2 separate regions of the Mus musculus genome follow, and region 2 is linked to region 1. The links are chromatin loops, found by intact Hi-C in ENCODE. Cell type or tissue: heart. All regions are shown on one strand.

Evidence for each region. Peaks named below come from ENCODE experiments on the same cell type or tissue, not always from the same donor. Only the 100,000 strongest peaks of a DNase experiment are listed, where the experiment ranks them.
Region 2: it touches region 1 in a loop (2.5-fold over the local background); 4 of 42 quality-filtered maps call a loop at or near these places.

The regions. Positions count from the first base shown.
Region 1 is chrX:74,112,225-74,120,224 of GRCm38, forward strand. No RefSeq gene overlaps it. Among named protein-coding and RNA genes, the nearest start is that of Opn1mw, 11 kb to the right of the region's middle. In heart, a CTCF peak has its summit at 3,573 (motif pointing right); a DNase peak (open chromatin) is centred at 3,517; H3K4me3 peaks cover 402 bases; H3K27ac peaks cover 294 bases.
Region 2 is chrX:74,210,252-74,218,251 of GRCm38, forward strand. No RefSeq gene overlaps it. Among named protein-coding and RNA genes, the nearest start is that of Flna, 32 kb to the right of the region's middle. In heart, no CTCF peak of the experiment used is centred here; no DNase peak of the experiment used is centred here.

The sequences.
Region 1 (8,000 bases):
CTGTCATGTGGGTGCTGGAAATTGAATTTAGGTAGAGAGCAGACAGTGCTCTGAGCCATAAATACTGAGCCATATCTTCCACCCCAATATCTTTTCAATACCAGATATCTACCCAAACCCAGAGGTTTTTATTTTTACTATACAAGGAACTCACAGCACCTCAGTTCTGTCAACAGAGATGCCTGAAAAACCTGGACATGCATACACATATACATATGTATGTATATATATATATACCCATATATGTATGTGTATAAATATATGAACTGTGGCCACTTATAATAAATGGGGTATCAAACTATAAACAAAGGCTAAAGTTTCACTTTCTAGAGGATCTAATTCTTACTCAATTATCACCCTACTGTCCCTATAGGTTGTGATAATATATTGTGAGTCTGTACACTGCCAGCGCCAGGATTTTTTCATTTTCTGGGGCACCTGGCAACTGAGATATTAAATACCTGACCGTGGCAATTTCCTGATACTGGTTCCCCACAAAGCAGTGCCAAAATGAATATAATAGGTCAGCAAGATGGATCAACAAATAAAGTGCTTGCCATAAAAGCCTGATAATATGAATTTGCTCTCTAGAATTGACATAAAAGGTGGAAGGTAAGAACCAAAGATGCCCTCTGACCCTGCCACATGCATACTGTGCATGTATGCATTCACACATGCATCATATTCATACTACTACTACTAACAACAACAACAATAATAATACAAAAATGAATAGCACTGTTGACATTCCAGACATATGGGCATCTTTGTGGTGTGCTGGAATCCTTTGTGTCTATACCAATACCTAGGGCTGTCACTATGGCAATGGAGGAGTCTCACAATGTAGTCTTTCCCAGCACACCGCAAAGATACCCACACGTCTATGTTTACAAGTTTGTTCTCTTGCTTGTTGAGCACATTCAAGCATTTTGCCTGGCCTGAAACTATGTGAACCAGGCTGACCTGAAACTCACAAAGACCTGCTTGCCTCTGTCTCTATAGTGCTGGGATTAAATTTGTGCATTACCATGTTCAGCAACAGTGACTTTGCTTTCAATAGCCAAGTTACAGAATGAACCGAAGTGTCCATTAGCACAGGAATAATAAAGAAAATGTGGTATGTATTCCCAAATGCAGTGTTTATTTAGCCATAAAAAATGAAATTATGTCATTTGAAGGAAAATGAATACAACTGAAGATAAATATGTTAAGTGAAATAAGTCAGACTTGCAAAGATAAATATGTAATTTTCTTCATGTATAGAACCCACATTTAAAAACTTATATGAGACTTGAAAGTGGATAGACTATTTGGGGAGATGACTAGGACTAGTTTATAGGGTACAAGAGAGTAATAAGGGGTGAATATGTTCAATGTGTGTGATAGACAATTTGTAATGCCATCAAGAAGGCTATTATTTTGCATGTCAATATATATACTAGTAAAAAAGAAAAGAAAAGAAAAGTCTTAGCAGAGGATGGCCTTATCTGGCATCAATGGGAGAAAAGGCCCTTGGTCCTGTGAAGGCTTGATACCTTAGTATAGTGGCATGCGAGGGTGGGGAGGTGGGAATGGTGGGTGGATGGGGAGACACCCTCATAGAAGCCGGAGGAGGGGGACAGGATAGTGGGTTTCTGGGGGGGGGCGGAATCAGGAAAGGGGATAACATTTGAAATGTAAATTTAAAAATATCCAGTAAAAGGAAAAGAAAAGAAAAGAAAAGAAAAGAAAAGAAAAGAAAAGAAAAGAAAAGAAAAGCTAGAGTCTGGAGACAATGACTGTGGTTGCAATTTAGACAAATAGGCTGAGCCTCAGAAATCCACAGCACTGGGGATCTAACCCATGGCCTTATACACAATAGGCAAGTGCTCTATCACTGAAGCACATATCCAGCCCACAATCACCTTTGGATGCAGGAATTTGAGTTATAAACATATTAATCTTGGCTTTTATTCAGTCAAACTATAATATGTTTTCAATTGAGCTTAGGTCTGTAGGGGAACTGGGCCAGTCTGGATTGACTCATCTCAAGCACTGCCAAAGATGTGCCATACCAATTCCTGGGGAAATCTTGGCTTTTGATTAAAAAAAAAAAAAGCAGCTATTTGAAACAGTCAAATTATGTGTGGTGGCATATGCCAGTAATCTCTGAACTTGGGATATTGTTAATTTGAAACAGGGTCTCACTCTGTACCCTAGACTTGCTTGAAATTAGTGGCAATCCTTCCTCCTTAGCCTATTAAGTGTTAAGATTATTGTTAATTTTAATTTTGTGTATGCATGTGTGTGAACATGTGTGTTATAAGTTCCCCTGCACATGTGCTTGTGGAATCCAGATTGAATTTAGGTATCTTTCTCTATCACACTCCACTTTATTTTTAAAATATTTTTATTGTTAGTTTTTTATGTGTATGTGTGTTTTGCCTACATATATGTCTGTGAACCACGTGTGTGCTTAGCAGAGGCCAGAAGAGGGCAATGACTAGAGTTATAGATGGTTGTGAGCCATCATGTGGGTACTGGAAATCAAACCCATGTCTTATGGAAAAATAGGCAGTTCTCTTAACCACTAAACCATCTCTCCAGCCACTTTACCTTATTTTTTTTTTAAGGTAGAAGCCTCTCACTGAACCTAGAGCCCTCTTTTCATATGGAGTTTTACATGCATGTGCCACTACTCCAGATGGGTGCTGTGAACTCAGGGACTTATACACAGCGAGCACTTTACCCACTGATCCATACCTCTAGTATCCCATATCCTTTTTAGTTAATCAAAAACAGGTCTCACTGCATATCCCTGGCTATCCTAGAACTCTGTGCAGATCAGGCTGACCTGGAACTCACAGAGATCTACCTGCTTCTCCCTTGTGAGTGCTGTGATTAAAGATGAACCTAGACTCCTTTTATTTTTTAAAACTAAAAAAGCAATGAGGAAAAAAAAAGAAAAAAAAAGGCAATGAGATTTCTGGGTTCAGGAAACAGAAGGAATACAACAAAAATCCTAACGTCTCATATTCTTCTAAAAGCATAAAAAAATACGAGGAGAAAACAAATGAGCCCGTTGGTGGCCCGTGCCTTTTATCCTAGCACTCGGGAGGCAGAGGTAGACAGATTTCTGAGTTCGAGGCCAGCCTGGTCTACAGAGTGAGTTACAGGACAGCCAGGGCTACACAGAGAAACCCTGTGTCAAACAACAACAACAAGAACAACAAAAAGAAAAAAAACAAAACAAAACAAAAAAAGATTCTCTCTCTGCAACTGCCCAATAATTTACAATTTTCAAGAACCCAGGACGCAGACAACTGGCAAACTCCAGATCAGAATGCAGAGTTCAGGAAACCAGAAAAAACAACCACTTCATGCCACTAGGGTGTGACAAGGCAGTAGGAGGTGCTAAGGATCTCAGCGATCCCAGAATGTACTGTGATCCAGTACAGCAAGACATTGCCCAACTGTGCTTGAAAACACCAGCGTGCAGATGAGCTCAGGTCCAGTCAGAAGGCTCAGAGGAGCAAAAGGGAAAGAAAACGAAACTGGGTGGCCATGGGTACGGAAGCCCAAAGAGGTGCTGGGACCAGAAGAGGGCGCCTGAGAACCGAGGAAGCCGCAGATCTATTGAGTTCCCCAGGGCGTACCTGTGCTAAGCTGGCATCTAGGAGACCAAGAATATTCAAGTATCAACAGCGAGAACAAATGCAAAATAAAAGGGGGGGGGGAGGCTGCATTTGCACAAAGGAGAAAAAAGCCCACAAAGTAAGCAGTCTAAGCAGTGACAAGCAGAAGATCTCCAGCAATGGTTCTCCCCCCCCCCTATTTTAAATTGGATATTTTCTTTATTTACATTTCAAATGTTATCCCTTTTCCTGCCCCCCAAACTCCCATACCATCCCCCTCCCCCTGATTCTATGAGGGTGTTCCCCCACCCACCCACTCCCGCCTCCCCACCTTCGCATTCCCCTACACTGGGGCACAGAGCCTTCACAGGACCAAGGGCCTCTCCTCCCACTGATGCCCGACAAGGCCATCCTCTGCTACATAAGCAGCTAGAGCCATGAGTCCCACCATGTGTTTTCTTTGGTTGGTGGTTTAGTCCCAGGGAGCTCTGGGGGATCTGGTTGGTTGATATTGTTGTTCCTCCTATGGGGTTGCAAACCCCTTCAGCTCCTTCAGTCCTTTCTCTAACTCCTCCCTTGGTGACCCTATTGGGGACCCCACGCTCAGTCCAATGGTTGGCAGCAATGGCTTTTAATGTTCTCAGTGATTCACTGTGTTCTTCTTGAGTTCGTGGGTTATTTATTTTTTTATAGATTTATTATTATTATTATTGTTATTATTACTAAGTTATTTATTTATTTTCCACCCTGATTGTAGCTTTCCCTCCCCCTTCTCCTCCCAGTCACTTACTCTCACTTTCCCTCACCCTAATCTACCCTTTCTACTCCTCAGAAAAAGGGAGGTATACCATGTGTCTTAGTCAGGGTTTCTATTCCTGCACAAATATCATGAGCAGGTTGGGGAGGAAAGGGTTTATTCAGCTTACATTTTCCACATTGCCGTTCATCACCAAAGGAAGTCAGGACTGGAACTCAAGCAGGTCAGGAAGCAGGAGCTGATGAAGAAGCCATGGAGGGATGTTCTTTACTGGCTTGCCTCCACTGGCTTGCTCAGCCTGCTCTCTTATAGAACCAAGACTACCAGCCCAGGGATGGTTCCACCCACAAGGGGCCTTTCCCCTTTGATCACTAATTGAGGAAATGCCTTACAGTTGGATCTCATGGAGGCATTTCCTCAACTGAAGCTCCTTTCCCTATGATAACTCCAGCTGTGTCAAGTTGACACAAAACTAGCCAGTACACCATGTCTATATCAACCAGCCTTGGCATATCAAATTGCAGTAGACTAGGCACATCTTCTCCAATTGAGGCTAAACAAGGCAGCCCAGTAGTGGAAAATGATTCCAAAGGCTGGTAACAGAGTCAGAGAAAGCCCCTGTTCCAGTTGTTACAAGTTCCACATAAAGACTACGTTGCACATTTGTTACATATATGCAGAGTACCTAGGTCAATCCCATGCATGCTGTCTGGTTGGTGGATCAGACTCTGTGAGCCCTTATGAGCACAGGTTAGTTGGCTCCTTCAATCCTTCCTTCCCATCTTACACAGGATTGCCCAAGCTCCACTTTATGTTGGGCTGAAGGTCTCTGCACCTGTTTCCATCAGTTGCTGGATGATGCCTCTCTGATGAAGGTTATGCTAGGCTCCTGTCTGCAAGTACAGCAGATATATCATTAACAGTGTCTCATGGCATGAGTCTCAAGCAGTCACTGGTTGTCCCTTCCCTCAAATTCTGCTCCATCTTTTTTACCTCTGCACATCTTGTAGGCAGGACAAATTATGGGTCTAAGGTTTTGTGGGCAAGTTGAGTCCCAATCCCTCCATTGAAAGTCTTGCCTGGTTACAGGACATGGCCAGTTCAGTCTCCATGTCTTCCATTGCTAGGAGTCTTAACTAGAGTCACCCTCATAGATTCCAGTGTCCTAGGTCTCTGGCTGGTCCCAGAGTTTCCTCGCTATTGAAGAATGGATAAAAAAAAGGTGGTGCATTTACACAAGAGAGTATTACTCAGCTGCTAAGAACAATGACATCATGAAATTTGCAGGCAAATGGGTAGAACTAGAAAAGTATAGTTCCCCCCCCCCCACCTGGGGATCCATCCCACATACAGTAGCCAAACCGGGATGCTATCTAGGATGCCGGGAAGTGCTTGCTGACAGGAACCTGATATAGCTGTCTCCTGAGAGGCTCTGTCAGAGCCTGACAAATATAGAGGCAGATGCTCACAGCCAACCATTGGACTGAAGGGACTGAAGGAGCTGAAGGGTTTGCAGCTCCATGAGGGGAGCAACAGTGTCAACCAGTCAGATCCTCTGGAGCTCCTGGGGACTGGACCACCAACCAAGGAGTACACATGGAGCGACCCATGGCTCCAGCCACATATGTGGCAGAGGATGGCCTTGTTGGACATCAATGGGAAGAGCAGCCCTTGGGCCTGAGGGGGGTTGATGCACCAGTGTAGGGGAATGTCAAGGTGACAAGGCAAGAGTGGGTGGGGGATCACCCTCATAGAGGCAGGCAGAGGGGGGAAGGGATACGTGGTTTCCAGAAGGGACACCTGGAAAGGGGATAACATTTGAGATGTAAGTAAAGAAAATATCCAATAAAAGAAAAAAATTGAAAAAACAAAAAGGAAAATATCCTGAGTGAGGTAACACAGACCCAGAAAGACAATATGGTATATACTCACTTATAAGCAGATATTAGGCATAAAGTACAGGATAACCATGCTACAATCCACAGACCCAAAGAAACTAAGTAATAAGGAGGACTCAAGGGAGGACTCTTGAATCTCACGCAGAAGCAGAAATAGATTAAATATCGGGGTGGATGGAAAGAGGGGACTGGATGGGGGAAGGATGGGATGGGAACAGGAGGGATGAGGTGGGGGGATGAAGGGAGAGTGTACTGGAAGAGACAAATGGATTGGGGAATTTATATTTTTCATGGATTCTCTGTGTTTGAATCAATTCTTGTCATATAACTTTTCTGTTTTGTTTTGAATGTGGGTGTCATGCAGCCCAAGATGGCCCCAAACTCACTATGCAGTACTGAACCAGGTCAGAGGAGAGTATCAGGTTCCCTGAAACTGGAATTATAGATGTTTAAGAGCTACCATATGTGTACTGGGAACTGAACCCTGGTCCACTAAAAAAGCAACAAGTGCACTTAACAACTGACCCATGCTTCCAATCCCTATAAATTATTTTTGATATGTAATTTGTCATCATGTTGGCCAGTGGATACACCTTCCCACGGGTCTTTTGTGCTCTTGCCATCAGTTCTGGTGCAACCAAGATGCTTGCAGCTCATCACGCACATGTTTTACTAGGAAATATTCATCTAGTAAAGCAATTTACAAACACATTTAAAAAAGTGAGTTCCTATTAAAATTTCCAATTTCCAGGGTTTTTTTCGTTTTTGTTTTTTTTTTTTTACATTTTTCTCCTTTTTACACTGAAGACCAGGATCTGTGGAACTCATTTCTTATTTTTGTTGTCTTATAATGTGAAAGCTTGTAAACAATACATATATGAAAGGGGGGAAGATTGCTCTGAGTACAGGAACTGCACCCAGCTGAGAGTTCAAAAGAGATCATAAGGCATGGGTATCACCAAGCACAAAGTAGTTAGAAGTGACTCACCTGGCCCAACCCAGCTTTAAGTTCATAACCAAATATAGTGCAATACATTTTGCATTTAGTCTGGCAAAAACAAGACTCACACTCTTGGCTTTATATTTATCCACTAGTTAAAACGAGAATAACTGAACCTGGCAAATGTTAGTGTTATTGTTGTAGACCCACGCTCCCTACCCCCTTGCTGAAGGCTTTTGTGTTTGTTCCCCAACTGTTGAATTCAGTAGTGAGGGTTCTAACTTCATCAATGAAATAACCTACTAATGGAAATAAAAATTGATAGAATTTTTGAGAGGCTGCCAAAAATATGTTGGTGAAAATGAGTTGTTAAGTATTCAAGGTACCTTCAAGGGGTACCTTGTCCCTACACCCTTCCTTTTTCTCTGTTTCCTTACTGGCTGCCATGAAGTGATTATCAATTCCTATAGGCTCCTACCTCTATGATGTGTTTGTCCTGAATCAAGCCTATAGGAAACTGAGCCCATCTACCAAGGGCCAAAATCTGTCTTCCTTGTAAGTTATTAGAAGGTATTTGTTACATCAATATAAAGCTCTGACTGTCATGTGACTTTTCCTAAGGAAACATAAAGAAATGTCTACTCACTGCAGAACAAGAGAACACTGACAGACCAAAGAAAGTATTCCATCTTGGAAAATCGGTGAGTTCATTGGGTTACTTCCAGGAATGTGGGGGACTCAAAGAGAGCCACACTAGTGGGAAGACCCTGGGCAATTTGTGGGCAGCTATA
Region 2 (8,000 bases), 98 kb after region 1:
CATGTGGTCATATTTTACAAAACTAAAACACCTCTATTTGGGTCTGCCCCTGCCCATCCTGCTGAGTTCCTGCTTCCCCTCAGCTCCAGCCATATCCCAGTTGTCCCACCTCCTCAGTTGATCCTCACACTTGCCACTTTCCTGAAATTGACCATATTGGGGTAGCAGCGACTCTGTTTTGCTTTTCCTCTCATTTGCTAGGCCTCCTCCTCTGCAGCCCTGTCTGCTCCCCGGCCCCTCCATTCTCCAGGTCATTGCTCAGATGCTCGAACTCTCTTTCAAATGTTATTCCCTTCCTAGTCTCCCCTCCATAAACCTCCTACTCCATCCCCTCTCCTTTGCCTCTAAGAGGAAGCTCCTCCACCCACTCACTCCTCCCTCCCCGCTCTAGCATCCTCTTTTTCTGGGGCATCAAGCCTCCACAGGTCCAAGCACATCCCCTTCTACTGATGCCACATGAGGCAGTCCTCTGCTACATATGTAGTGGGAGCCATGGACCAGCCCATGTACACGCTTTGGTTGGTGGTTTAGTCCCTGGGAGCTCTGAGTGGTCTGATTAATTGATATTGTTGTTTGTCCTATGGGGTTGCAATCTCCTTCAGCTCCTTCAACTCTTCCCCTAACTCTTCCATTGGGTTTCCCAGGCTCAGTCTGGTGGTTGTCATGAGCATCTGCATCTATCTTAGGTACTGGCAGAGGCTGTCAAAGGACAGCCATACCAGGCTCCTGTTTGAAAGCACATCTTGGCATCAGCAATAGTGTCGGGGTTTGGGAATGGATCACACGGTGGGGCAGTCTCTGGATGGCCTTTCCTTCAGCCTCTACACCATTTTTGCCCCTGCATTTCTTTTAGACAGGGACAATTCTGGATTAAAATTGAGATGTGTGGGTGGCCACATCCCTCCACTGGCATGTCTATCTATAGGAGGTAGTCTCTTCAGAAGACCTCAGGAGATGGGAAGATCTCCCATGCTCATGGATCGATAGAATTAATATAGTAAAAATGGCCATCTTAACAAAAGCAATCTACAGATTCAATGCAAACCCCATCAAATTCCAACTCAATTCTTCACATAGAAAGAGCAATTCTCAACTTCATATGGAAAAAAAAAAACAGGATAGGGAAAACAATTCTCAACAATAAAATAACTTCCGGGGGAATCACCATCCCTGACCTCAACCAGTACTACAGAGCAATAGGGATAAAAACTGCATGATATTGGTACAGAGACAGGCAAGTAGATCAGTGGAATAGAATTGAAGTCCCAGAAATGAACCCACACACCTTGGTCACTTGATCTTTGACAAAGAAGCCAAAACCATCCAGTGGAAAAAAAGACAGCATTTTCAACAAATGGTGCTGGTTTAACTGGAGGTCAGCATGTAGAAGAATGAAAATTGGTCCATTTTTATCTCCTGTACAAAGCTCAAATCTAAGTGGATCAAGGAACTCCACATAAAATCAGATACATGTAGGGTTGTAGGTCCCGTGTTTGCTCTGCCACAGGGCATGGTCGCTCGGGAAGGTGGCAGGAAATTTGATTGCATTTACCCCACACCACTGGCGGTGGGGGCAGTTGTGGGCTGTAGCGAAGCACCCGGACACCTTTCAGAGATTGGGGAAGTGCAGTCTGAGGCAAGGGACAGTTGGAGCTGGTTCAGGGGTTACCTGGCCTGCGAAAAGGCTGGGGCCATGAAGTTCCCAGACTCTTGGACACCCGGGTGCTGCTAGAAGTTGAGGAAGAGCTGAGAACAGAATCTGGGCACGAAGGCTGGATCTAGCCTGGGGTTGGTGACCGGAGAGGGGTGGGAGAAGTGAGCTCCATCTGGTCCCACTGTGGTTGTCCTTGGCTCAGTGGGCTGCGGTTTGGGCTTGGTGGTGGTTGTGGCTAGGAGTGCAGAGAGGCCTTCTTCAGGAGATTAGACAGCAGCTCTGTAAACAAAGGCTTTCTCCATGGCTCCCCACCACAGATCCCGATGAATAGAGACACTCTGTGGTTCCAAATCATTTATTGCCATGGAAAGTGGATGTGTAAAACCATACCCCACTTCTCAGGGTGGGCCTGAGACTAAATACCTTTTGCAGGGAGGAGTGTCTGGGAAGGAAAGCTTATTGGCTAAGCCCTCCAGGCCTCTAGGTACCTCATTAGCATGGCAATCTCTGTCTTGAGCCTACGACCTCAGGTCATGTCCTTTTCCTCATCTACATGTGGAGGGCTTGGAGCATTGCCCTTATGTGACTGATGGCCAGAAATCTATGGGGGCCTGCGGCTAGTGACAGGAGCCTGGTGCCTGGGAGCAGACAAAGCTCCTACTGTCTCCAGGGCTTCTAGCCTTAGTTCAGCTAAGGACCAGGAAACCTTTCATGGTCTACTTCCCCACATATACAACAAATCTAATAGAAGAGAAGATGGGAAAGAGTCCTGAACACATCGACACAGGGAAAATTTTCCAGAACAGAACACGAATGGCGTAGGCTCTAAGATCAACAATTAACAAATGGGACCTCTTGAAATTGAAAAGCTTCTGTAGGGCAAAGGACAATGTCAATAGGACAAAATGGCAACCTACAGATTGGGAAAAGATCATTACCAATCCTACATCTGATAGAGGGCTAATATCCAAAATATATAAAGAACCCAAAAAGTTAGACTCCAGAAAACCAAATAACCTCAAATGGGGTACAGAGCTAAACAAAGAATTCTCAACTGATGAGTCTTGAATGGCTGGAAAACACCTAAAGAAATGTTCTAAGTCCTTAGTCATCAGGGAAACAAATCAAAACAACCCTGAGATTCCACCTCACACCAATGAGAATGGTTAAGATAAAAAACTCAGGTGACAGCAGATGCTGGCAAGGATGCAGAGAAAGCGGAACACTCCTTCATTGCTGGTAGAATTGCAAGCTTGATACAACCACTTTGGAAATCAATCTGGTGGTTCCTCAGAAAATTGGGACTAGCTCTACCTGAAGACCCAGTTATAAAACTCGTGAGCATATACCCAAAATATACTCTAACACATAACAAGGACATGTGCTCCACTATGTTAATAGCAGCCTTATTTATAATGGCCAGAAGCTGGAAAAAAAACAGATGTTCCTCAATGGAAGAATGGATACAGAAAATGTGGTAATTTACACAATGAAATACTGCTCAGCTATTTTAAACGACTTCAAGAACTTTGTAGACAATGAGGACATCCTGAGTTTTGCAAGCAAATGGATGGAACTAGAAAATATCATCCTGAGTGAGGTAACCAAGACCCAAAAGGACACACTTGCTATGTACTCAGTGATAAGTAGATATTAGCCCAAAAGCTCAGAATACCCATGATATAACTCAAAGACCATATGACGCTTAACAAGAAGGAAGGTGAATGTGTGGATGCTTCAAACCCACTTAGAAGGGGGAACAAAATAATCATGGGAGACAGATGGAGAGAGGGAGGGATCTAGGTGGGAGAGGGGAGGAGGAGGGAAAAGGGTGGGCAGAATCAGGTATGGGAAGAGACGAGAGACTAGAAGGCCAGAAGAACAACTGGAAATAAGTAGCAGTAGGGGTTGGGGAACTTGGGGGAACCACTAGGAAGTCCCAGATGCCAGGAATGCAAGAGGCTCCCAGGACCAAATAAGGATGACATTAGCCGAAATACCAAACAGCAGGCAAATAGAACCAGAAGCTTGGATGCTCTCTACCCACCATTTGACTCTGCTGGTATGTTGGGCCTGCCTGTGCCTACCCGCAATACCCTCCAATTCACATGCAGGCTAGCGTTTCATCATTGGGTTTTGTACTGTCACCCACTTGGTCACAGCCAATCAGCTCCAGGGGTCTGGAAATGCACTGGGCATGAGTGAAGGTTAGCACCTTGACCTCACAGTTGCCTCACAGTTGTGTGCTCCCAGATATACTAGCACTGTTTCTGCTAACTGAGCACCTAGGAGCCTAGTTCTGTGATGGTGCTGACAGCTATGCAGTGCAGCTGGGTTTTACAGTGGAGTTGAGATGGAGAACAGTTCCTTTCAATACTCAGATCTCCAATACTATTAGGGTCTCGGAGCAGAACACAACACATGCACCACAGAAAAAAGAAACTAGGAGTGACCAGTCTTATGATGGGAAACCATGTAACTTTTGTTCTACTGGTACTATAACATCTTTTTCTGCCAGTGAGAAAACTTGTGGCCTTAGGATTCAGGAAGCCAGAAATGATACCAAATTTGTGTCTCAATCTAGTTGAAAAAGACAAGCAACAAGTTATAGAAATACTCATATCCAGAACCCAGGTACAGAACTGTGGTACTAATTCTAGCAACCATAAGGCTGAGACCAGACAATTATAAGTTTAAGGCCAACTGTTTTTTTGTTTTTTGTTTTTGTTTTGTTTTTGAGACAGGGTCTTGCTATATAGCCTTGGTTGATCTGGAACTTACTATGTAGATGAAGATGGCCTATAATTTCCAACAATGTCCTTGCTTCTGCCTGCCAAGTACTGATATAACATGCTTGGTTTTCTGGTTTTTTTTTTTTTTTCAGTACTGGGATGGACCCCAGGACCTTGCATGTGCTAGGCAAGCAATCTAACACCAAGTTAGATGCCCAGCCCTTAAATCTTTATTTTTCTATGCCTTAGAAACCATTGAATATTTCGAGGAATTGGTGTGGCTTTGCATCAGAATCTGTAAACATCAATGAGAACTGCTCTCTGGGCTCATGGGAATTCAAGGAAGATGTCCATTTTGATTTGTGAAGTCATCCTGATGAAGCAAGAAAAAAAGGATGCTTCTCTCTTTTTTTTTTTTTTTGATGCTTCTCTTTTTACCCTCCTCTATTTTCCATCTGATGGACAGACTCCTCAGTGACTCCTTCCAAAGCAAGCCTGCTCATATAGGAACCTCAGAGAGAGAAAGGGAGGCAAGAAGGGTAGGTGGGGAAATTCGGAGGCAAGGAGAGCCCAGGGTCCAGCCCCAGAGGCCAGATTCTTTGAATCACACTCTGTCTCTGGCATGTGCCAGCTTGCAATTTGGAACAAGCTATTTAACCCTTCCGCATACTGTTTCCCTTATGTCTTCCCCGAGGAAAAAAAGGGTCAACATTAGCACTAACAGTGTGGGTGGGTGCTGCTGACGGAAGAACAGATTGGGTCCTAGTGAAGTACTTGGAACAGCCTAGCACAAGTCAAATATTTATTCATTACTGTTGATCATATTACTAAGTCTCTGAGAATTATGCTCTCAGAAATATGACAGCTCCAATCTTGCTTTTTGAGCTACCTGTGATTGGACTTTTACTACTTTGTGGGTTCTTTTTTTCATCTATCCTTTCAACCCCTCGCAGTAGAAAAAAAGAGAAAAAATAGAGAGGAAAGGAAAGAGATCCCTGAACAAAATCAGGGATTGGAAAGGGAGGTCAAAATTATCATTACACTACTTCTTGCTGATTAAGGAGGCAAGTTTGATCTTCAATGTCAGGATATCTAATTTCTTCTTGTTATTTCTTCTTTCCCAGATCCAGAAGCTCAAATAGTCGATTGATTGAAGAGGAAGTCGTGCTCAGCATGGAGGAGAAGAATACAAAACCAAACAACTGTGGTTTAAAGCATTAAAGCTAGAAAATTGGACAACAGCAAGAGAACTTCTCCCCTGTTGCTGAGGCAGCATTAAGAACGTATAACACAGCCGGGTGTGGTGGTGCATGCCTTTAATCCCAGCACTCAGGATTTTGTATATTTTTATTTGTTGTACATTTCTTTATGTTTTGACACACAGTCTTGCTATGTAGCTCCAACTAGACTGGAACTCACTATGTAGATCAAACTATCCTCGAAATCACAGAAATCTGTTTGTCACTACCTCATGAGTGCTAGATTTAAAGGAGTGTGTCACCACGCCTGGCTTAACATTTTTTGCATCTGGGATTTGTTTGGTGGTGTTGCTGTTTTGTTTTGTTTTAGATTTATCTGGCAAAGGATAGCTGGAGATGGTTCAGTGGTTAAGAGCATGTACTACTCTTTCAGAGGACCAGGATTTGGATCCCAGCACCCACATGGTGGCTTATAACCACTTGTAACTCCAGTGGATCTAACATCCTCTTCTGGTCTTGGGCATGTACATGCATGCAGGCACGACACCCTTACATTTAAAATAAATAAATCTAAAACTTTTTTGAAAGATTTGTTTGTATTTTATGTGTATGAGTGTTTTGGCTGCATATAAACACCACTATGTGCACCAAAAGAGGGTGTCTATGTAAGCCCCTCAAAACTCTTGAGTGGCCAGGCCCCATCCTACAGAAAAAAGCTCAAGACCAGGACACAAAATTTCACCAGTCCCTGAGCTTGCCCTAGGATCAAGCCACAAAATCCCTCCAATCCAAAGCCACCATGGAAAGCCCCCTCCCCCAAACACAAAACACATCCTATATAAAGCCTGCCTCCTTGCTGCTTCTTGCCTGCACAGGGGCACCACCCTCCTCCCTGTGTGTTTCTCAATAAATCTATTATGTGACGTTTGTTGTGTGGTATGACTTTGTGGTATCCCTTGGCTCCTGACTGCCAGAATACATTTCCATTCAAACTATCACACAGGCCAGTTCCCTGGAAACTCAAGTTACAGGCAGTTTGGAGCTTCTATGTAGGTGCTGAGAACCAAGCCCTGGTTTTCTGAAAGATCAGTATATATTCTTAACCACTGAGCCATCATCAACTCTAGCCCATATTATTTGGTTTTTGAGATAGGATCTCAGAACCCAGGTTAGCCTAAAACTCAGGGTGAGTTTGAACTCTTGATCCTCCAACTTTTACATTTTGAGGACTGAGATTACAGGCATGTAACAAAATATACAGGTTTGCCCTGTTAATTCTGCTTAGAGATAATTATCCCAGAGAGATGTACACACCTTCAAGGCTGTTAGTTGCAGAAAATAAATAAGTCGCGATAAAATAAGTAATTTTGGAAATATTAACTGGGGATTATAAATTATAATAGTTATTCTACCAAATGTGGTAAAACCAGAGGAAAATGAACTAGCTGGTTTCTGTAGACATGGAGGACCTCAATGATTTATTGCTGTATAGGAGGATCACAACAAAAATGAATTGGCATCTGTGTTGCTTCAAAGCTGTGTGAATACTATGTTGGTGATCCCAAGCAAAAACAGAAGATAGAGAAAACACAGTCTTGTTTAAAATACTTTTTTTCTGGCAATTTTTTCAATGACTTGCTCTAAAAATATGCATGCTGGAAGGCAGCTTGATAATTTCCACTAGACTCACACATCCACTCCCACATGAACTAGCAACCACTATAAGGAAGAAATGGAACTATGACTCTGCAAAAACATATAGGTGAATGTTTAACCCTGAATTCTTGTGTAGTTTAAAAGTTGAAATGAACCGGGCATGGTGGCGCACACCTTTAATCCCAGCACTCGAGAGGCAGAGACAGGTGGATTTCTGAGTTCGAAGCCAGCCTGGTCTACAGAGTAAGTTCCAGGACAGCCAGGGCTACACAGAGAAACCCTGTCTCGAAAAAAAAAAAAAGTTGAAATGAAGGTTTAAGGATGTAGTTTTAGTTAATAGAGTACTTGCCTAACATGCATGAAACCCTGAGCTCAATCCCTGGCCCTGCATAAATTGGGCATGGTGGCAGGGCAAATGCCTATAATTCCAGCACTCCAGAAGTGGATGAAGAAGGGTCAGATGTTCACGACCATATTCAACTCTATAGTGAGTTCCAGACCAGACTTGGATAGTTGATATCTTGTCTCCAAAAAAATTGAAAAACAAAACTCTGGCCCTTTAACTGCTCAAACTGTGGTTCACCCAAATGTGAATTATTGTACAGCATCGAAAGGGAAAATTATTGATAAAAGCAACAGTGGTCTCTTGAAAGCATCAAATTGAACAAAAACAAGACTCCTGTTGAGGGTTGTAGGCTACATGGGTACACTGATGGCAACACTCTTCCAGTGACTAAACTCAAAACCCTGAACAGGAAG